Linked DNA regions of Homo sapiens: all the other regions are linked to region 1. A link is a loop called in an ENCODE intact Hi-C map of the cell type or tissue named here. Cell type or tissue: heart left ventricle. All regions are shown on one strand.

Region 1 (2,500 bases):
TGTGCTAGGAACAGCTCAGCCCCATCCCTGTGGCTTCATGGTGGGGTCTCCTGGTTAGAGTCCCAGCTCAGATGCCTCTCTCCACCTTCCCCGACCCGAGGGCGTCAGGGCCTCCACTGTGCCTCCTTCCTGGCTGCCTTATGCTGTGAGCCTTGTCTTGTCGTCGTTTGAACTTCCCCTGGAAACTCTCTATTAGATTTAGAGAACAAAAACAGCCAGTGAAAAATCATAGTTGAAATTTTACAAAGGAATTACATTTTGTATTGCTTTAAAGAATGCATAGTATTCTGATACTAGAGTAACAAAACAGTAAGAGACAGATGTCTTTAGGCAACTATTTAATGAATAAATGAGAGTGATTGAATGGGAGCGTTTAAATTGGGCATTTTCTGTGCAATATTAATTATACTGCATGCTTAGTAAATTCCTTTTTCAAAGATAGTTCAAAGGCAGATGTCAATCTGGTTCTGCCCAGGTTATGTGTCTGCATACATAAACAACTTCCAAATGAATAGAGCATGCGTTAATAAGGTTTTACTAATCTTGGCCACAGGCAGTATTTAAGTCAGCTGTGTTTGACCTCTACCACACTGGACATAAGAAGATTCATTTAAAAGTGGTGTGGCTAAAACTGATCTTTTGAATGGGCTACATTGTACAGGCATTTCAGCTACACTTAATTTTAAAGTGAGGCTTCTCCAGTGGGACCCTAGGATCTGGAGCTTAAACTCTGGAGCATGTTTCCTTTTGTTGGCTGCAAAATAAATGGCTTCTGGATAGAGCAGGCTTGCAGGGAGCCTGGGCCTCCTGGGAGTGCAGGACTGCTTTGGTGATGGGCATGACCCAGGCTTTGAGAAGCCTCTGAGAGTGACTTGTGATGACCTACGTGGGTGATCTATGTGCAGAGCTATGCAGGAGCTGTCAGCAGCCACAGGGGCATGTGCTAGATCTGCCGTGTCTGTCTCTTGTTTTCATGCTGGTATGCTCTCATCAGGCAGGAATGTTGTCTTTTCTGATTAAATTGTGTATGGGCCAGAAGGTGACGATAGGAGAGAAGCTATATACAAGCAACGCTGTCACTCGGCGGGCTCAGGGCTTTTGGCCTGAGAAGACTAAATGACGTAATGGAAAGACCTGGGCTAGAACCTTAGCTCTGTCCTCCAGTAAACGGATGACTTTGGGCCATTTGGTTTCACCTCTTTGCACCTTGGTTTTGTCATTTATAAAACATGGAACAAATAGCTAATAAGGTCAGAATGAAGATTTCTTTTCTTGTTTTTTTTTTTTTTTTTTTGAGACAGCGTCCTGTTCTGTCACCCAGGCTAGAGTGCAGTGGTGCAATCATAGCTCACTGCAGCCTCGAACTCCTGGGCTCCAGGGATCCTCTCATCTCAGCCTTCTGAGTAGCTGGGACTACAGGCACACATCACCATGCCTGGCTGATCGTTTTTATTTCCTTGTAGAGATGGGGTTTTGCTATGTTGCTCAGGCTGGTTTTGAACTCCTGGCCTCAGGGGATCCTCCTGTCTCAGTGTCCCAAAGTGCTGAGATTACAGGTGTGAGCCACCGCTCCTGGCATGATTCCATTATTTAATGTGTATAAATCCCTATTCCAGTGCCTGACACATGGTTGGTGTTCAGTACATAACTATCATCATCATGGTCTGTTTAATTTGGATCTATCTCTATTTTTTGTCTTTTTCTATTTCCCATTTTCCAGTATTCTGAGGGATGGTCATCCTCCTTGCAGAGACAGTTTGCCTGACAGGGTTGGAAGCCCCCACACTGGGAGTGAGTTAGGAACTGCGTTCTTGCCCCTGTGCTGGCTGCAGAGTTCTGGATAGGATATTTGAAAATCCCTGAAAGTGGGGTGCTGTATTAGTCTGTTCTCACACTGCTATTAAAGACATACCCAAGACTGGGTAATTTATAAAGGAAAGAGGTTTAATTGACTCACAGTTCCACATGGCTGGGGAGGCCTCACAATCATGGTGGAAGGTAAATGAGCAGCAAAGTCACGTCTTACATGGCAGCAGGCCAGAGAGTTTGGGTAGGGACTCCCCTTTATAAAACCACCAGATCTCGTGAGACTTAGTCACTATCACGAGAACAGCATGGGAAAGGTCTGCCCTCACTGGCTCTCCCCTGTGACACGTGGGAGTTATGGAAGCTACAATTCAAGATGAGATTTGGGTGGGGACACAGCCAAACCATATCAGGTGCAGACAAGGTCCCCTCTACGGTGTCATCCTGTTCTAAATGTTGACATGAGCCCTGCAGAGTATTCATATTACATTTTGAAAATTGTTTCCCTCATGACTGAGCATTTACTTACTGTTGGATAATAAATCAGATGCTATCCATCTTGGCCAGGAGTGTTAAGAACAGTCTAGAAAGTTCTGCCTGGGAACCCCCCGAGTCCTGTGCTTCAGTTTTGCCTCAGGACTTGGTGTCTGGACACTTGTGCCCTTTCTCAGGTGAGCCCCACCCAGATCGAGGG
Region 2 (2,500 bases), 220 kb after region 1:
GGAAATGAGGAAATGGAGGCTTAGGAACTATGTCAGTCTTCAATTGCTGTATAACCACCTTCCCAAAATTCAGTGGCTTCAAACAACCACTGTTGATTTTGCCCTAGAGGCTGTGGTCCCCTGGGCGGCACTCTGGGGTGAGGCTGGGCTGATTCAGGCTTCAGGGTCAGGCCAGAATGGCTCCTGCGGGGGTGTAGAGCTCGGTGGATGACAGGGCCACTGGGCCTTTTCCTGCTTCCTCCAGCCTGGTGGCCTTGGCTCCTCCAAATATGGTGAGAGGGTTACCAGGGGAGCACATGGCGGTGAGCAGGTACTCCCCAGATCTCAGCCATGTCACTCCTCATCATCCCAGTGGCCAAAGTGATCCTCTAGCCAACACCAGAGGCAGTGGGAAGGGGAGGTAGTCAGGGAGGTGAAGAAAGGGAGGCAGGGCGGGTGGCCTACAACAGGGAGGTTGAGTAACTTGACTGAAGTAACCCAGCCCAGGTGAGGAGGAACTGGGATTCGAACCCACATGCTTCCTTTGACCACTGAGGCCTGATCACTCAAGTCCTAGGTGGGCAGAGCTCAATACCCGGGGGTTGGACTTGGACAGCTTGGGTTAGACTTTCTGTTGCCAGACTCAGTTCCTTCTCTTCTTGCTCTTAGAGGTGGGTGTTAGGAGCTAGCTGCCTGGTGTGAAGCGCCAATCCTTGAGTGGAAGATGCAGAAAGGTGCAGGGTGTTGCTTCGCTGTAGCTCACCTTGGCCAAATCAGCTTCTAGAGCCCCCGTGCCACTTGTTGGATTGACTATTTAAGTGAGATCCCCGCATCCCCATAAACTCCCTTATAGTCCCCCATCCTGAAGATGGGACTTTGTAGCCCAAATGCAAAGTCAAAGTTTCTAAGTGCCCTGCCCGGCTTTCCTCTTAAGTTGTCCGGATATGCACCACGAGCTAACAACCTCACCGGATTGATTCTGGTGTGGAGAATAGGTTTCTTTAAAGAGGAGCTCTGCGGTGGTGGCTCTGGAGTGCCTGCAATTCCTGCACCTGGTGCCTCTGCCCTTGAAGGGCAGTGTGAAAGCTGGGAGGGCGGGCGTTTCAGCCTCCTTTCTGAAGGATGCAGTTGGGCATCTGATAGGTTACCTTAATTACACCATTTCCTCCTCCCTGTACACACTTCCAAAATCTAATTATAGTACATGTGACACCCTGTGACCAGCCAGAAGCCAGAGATTAATATAAAGTCACAGCAGGACAGTTTGCTCCCTGAAACGGTTTACATGACATTGCAAATATAGTCCTCAAGGATTTGATGCTGATACTTGGATACGTTCATCATCACGTTAGCATGTGAAGCAGGCGGGCTCTATGGGATCCGATTCAGCGCCCGTGGGAGGAACGGCTGGGGTTTATTCCCATTGGCCCATGCCGCTGTCCTTCTGGAATTTGACATTGGTGTCCTTGGAGTTTGGCATCTATTCTGAGGGGCCTTAGCCCTTTAACAATATGTCCCAATTAATTCTGTATTAATTGGGGGGGGGGGGCGCCTGTGGGTCCGTCTATGGGGGGCGCTTGGCCACTCTCCTGGGTGTGCTATCTCTGCCCAGATAAAGGATATTGTGTGCAGGCATTTGAGTTGGGAGCACTTGTTTATCTCTGTTCCTGCAGCTTTATTTAGCCTGGAGCTCCATACCGGGCCCTCACAGCCACACACCTACCAGAAGCACTTGCCCCAGAGTGGGACTCTGAGGGGAGAGGTGGCTGGGGAACGGCTGACTCGGGGCTGCAGAGTTATTTTCCTCCTCAAATCTGGGGCCTTGTTGTACATGTGAGGATTTTTGAAGACCAGCCTCTAAACCTATTACAAATTCTTCAGTGACTAAAATGTCAGCATGTGAACCGTCTTCCCACCCAGCTCGGGCTCTGTCTCTTCATTCAGGGGTGGCTTTAGTTTACCGGGAGATAAGTGGGGGAGCGATGTGAGAGGAATTCAGGAGAGAGGACAATTCCAGCTAAAAACAAACCTCAAGTGACAGTTGTGTAAACGCGCTCGCAAAGTAACATTCAACAGAACAAGCAGGGCGAGCGTCACAGGCCTCTTGTTGGAGAGAGACACAAACCTGGATTCCAAGTGCAAGGGTTTGACTTGGAAGAATGGCAAGGGCTCCCTCAATGTTTAAGAAACTCTAGGAAGCCTCCGCAAAGCCAAGATGCTCTTCAGTGTAAGCCTCTCTCGTCAGGCCCCCCTCCCCCAGAGGCGGATTCTCAGGCTCAGAGCTCTTGAGATCCGTGGCTGACCTCCTGACCATCGTTAATAATGACCGTTGCATGTTTCTAAATTGCTAAGGGAGTACATTTCACGTGTCCCACCATGGACAATAAGAGGGGTGGTGGATATGTTAATAAGTTTGATTTAATCACTCGACATTGTATACTAGACCAAAACATCACATTGAACCCTGTGAATACGTGTAATTATTATTTGTCAATTAAAATAATAATTTTCCAAAGCTGCT
Region 3 (2,500 bases), 88 kb after region 1:
GCCTCACATATTCACAGGTTGGGGATCAAGAGGCGAACATCTCTGGGAAGACATTATTCTGCCTAGCCCGTGTTGGAACTGGCTGGGTGCAGTGGCTCACACCTGATATCCCAACACTTTGGGAAGCCAAGATGGGAGGATCTCTTGAGGCCAGGAGATTGAGACTAGTCTGGGTAGCATAGCGCGACCCTGTCTCTACAAAAAAAGAAAAAAGCTGGATGTGATGGTGCACACCTGTAGTTCCAGCTCCTTGGGAAGCCAAGGCAGGAAGATCTTGAGCCCAGGAGTTTAAGGCTGCAGTGTACCATCATGGTTGTGCCACTGTACTCTAGCCTGGGTGACAGCGAGACCTTGTCAAAACAAAAAAACAAAAAAACAAAAAACAAAAAACAGCTGGAACTCTTTACATTCTGATTTCCTTGGTGCTCTGCTCTGTCATTTTTTGTTTTAGAGTGAACTACTCTTAAAATACTAGTCTTCTGAAGTTGTTTTTCTGATGTCTAACTTCTGTTTTGGCTTCAAAGCAACAATTTTAAGCACAACGGACCAGAATAGAGCTAATGTTCTATTATTTACCAGTAGCTATTAAGAGCAAAATAATAGTGCATATTATCATTTTTCCCCTTGGAGGCTCTCATGTCACTAGAAAATATGTCACGTTGGGGAGTCAATACAAACCAGCAAAGAAAATGCTCTGAATGCTTATTCAATACGCGGGCATCCATTTCCACAAAGTGATTCGGGGATGACTCCACATTGACTCTGCTATAAGCAAAATACTCAAAAGGACAAAACAAAATTTAAAATTAAAAAAAGAACACCCAAGTTACTGCTGTAGAACTTGTGATGCCTTGACATGTATTCCCTTCATGGGGTGTTTGCATTTATGTAAGCATCAAGGTCTTTGGCCAATGACAGGGGTGATGCTGATGGACCCTTTCCAGGCCACCGGTGGAAGAGGGGTTGAGGGTCGGCCTTGGGTTGTTTATTAGGGCTGGTATTAGGGCTGGTCCTGCGGCTGGCATTCGTGACCACTCATTCCCTCCTCATATCCTTTCAGATCTTTTCGCAGGGACTTGAAAGGTAGCTCCTTGCACAGCAGAGCTTTTCTGCCAGGTGGAGAGAGAGAACTGGTTAATTCGCCTGGAGCATCTCTCTGAGCCTTAGCATCCAGCAAGGATGCATCCGACACTCCTGGGCTTTGGTCCGGCCTTCTCAGCAGGGCTCCTGGGCCTGTAGGCGTCCTCTGCCCCCGCCCCCAGCCTCACTCCAGGGCCCCTCCCCTCCACAGGAGCCGTGCATGTGGCTGCCTCGCTGCTGGGGCACTGGAAAGGACGGAGAAAAGGCGGGGCGGTACGCCAAGGAGAGTGGGAGGCATGGCCTCCGGCCCTGTGCGGGCTCGTGTGGGCGGCACCGGCGGCCTCATGGGCATCTGAACCCAGTCCCCGGGAGGCCACCCATGGCCTGGCAGAGGGGCGCCGGCCGCGTGGCTCTGGAGCCCGTCTGGGCCCCTCTCCAGGCCAGGAAAGCGCGACGGCTCCTTCTCGGCTCAGACGCTCCAGACGGAAAAACCAACCCCCAGCAAAACCCACACCCTCTCCCCAGCCACCAAAGCCCGTGCCAGGAGTGGCCAGGAGGGACCCGCAGGACAGGAAAGACCCCGCGGCTGCATGGAGCAAGTCGCTCTCCTGGCGCAGCTCTCCTGCCCTACGGGGCGGGGCGGGGCGGCTCCAGGTACTCACGGGCTCCCAGCACCCGGGCCCGACCCTCCCTGCTAGGCCGTGGCTTGGATTTTTCTTGACAAACTCCAGCCTTTCGCTAGCCCTGCACCTGCAGCCATGGCCTCGCCCGCTGCTTGGAACAGCACAGAAGCGCAACCTTCCTCCTCGTCCTGGTAATACTCGGAGTCTGGCGGATAAGCCGTCACAGGGCTGGACCACACGTCCGGGGAATACCTGGTCTGATCGGAGGCAGTGCAGCCCCAGACGACGAGACATCAGCTTACACCTGCCGGGACATCAAACAAGCAAAAGACAAATGTGGGAGAGGATGGGGAGAAACTGGGTCCCTTGCTGCACTGTTGGTGGAAATGTCAGCCATTATGGAAAACAGTGTGGAGGTTCCGCAAAAAATTAAAGATAGAATTAGCACATGATCCAGCAATCCCACTTCTGGGTATTTATACGAAAGAATTGAAATCAGGGTCTTGAAGAGATACTAGCACTCCCACATTCACTGTAACACTATTCACGTGGACAAGATGTAGAAACAAACAAAGTGTCCATCAACAATGAATAAAGAAATGGTGCTATCCACATACACAGTGGAATATTATTCAGCCTCAAAAAAGAAGGAAATTCTGCAACATGCGGTAGTTTGGATGAACCTTGAGGATATTACATGAAGTAAAATAAGTCACAGAAAGACAAGTCCTGCATGATCCCACTTAATACAAGGGATCGAAAATAGTCAAATTCATAGAATCAGAGTGGAATGGGGG

What was found. Peaks named below come from ENCODE experiments on the same cell type or tissue, not always from the same donor. Only the 100,000 strongest peaks of a DNase experiment are listed, where the experiment ranks them.
Region 2: a loop joins it to region 1, with 4 times the contacts of the local background. A loop is called at or near these places in 14 of 110 quality-filtered maps.
Region 3: a loop joins it to region 1, with 3 times the contacts of the local background. A loop is called at or near these places in 3 of 110 quality-filtered maps.

Annotation. Positions count from the first base shown.
Region 1 is chr6:163,745,168-163,747,667 of GRCh38, forward strand. No RefSeq gene overlaps it. Among named protein-coding and RNA genes, the nearest start is that of QKI, 330 kb to the left of the region's middle. In heart left ventricle, no CTCF peak of the experiment used is centred here; a DNase peak (open chromatin) is centred at 976; H3K27ac peaks cover 2,178 bases.
Region 2 is chr6:163,961,680-163,964,179 of GRCh38, forward strand. The region is part of intron 4 of LOC105378102 (a long non-coding RNA gene); the gene reads left to right. Among named protein-coding and RNA genes, the nearest start is that of QKI, 550 kb to the left of the region's middle. RefSeq lists an enhancer at 1-2,500. In heart left ventricle, no CTCF peak of the experiment used is centred here; DNase peaks (open chromatin) are centred at 1,044 and 1,382; H3K4me3 peaks cover 268 bases; H3K27ac peaks cover 2,416 bases.
Region 3 is chr6:163,833,084-163,835,583 of GRCh38, forward strand. No RefSeq gene overlaps it. Among named protein-coding and RNA genes, the nearest start is that of QKI, 420 kb to the left of the region's middle. In heart left ventricle, no CTCF peak of the experiment used is centred here; a DNase peak (open chromatin) is centred at 1,348; H3K27ac peaks cover 17 bases.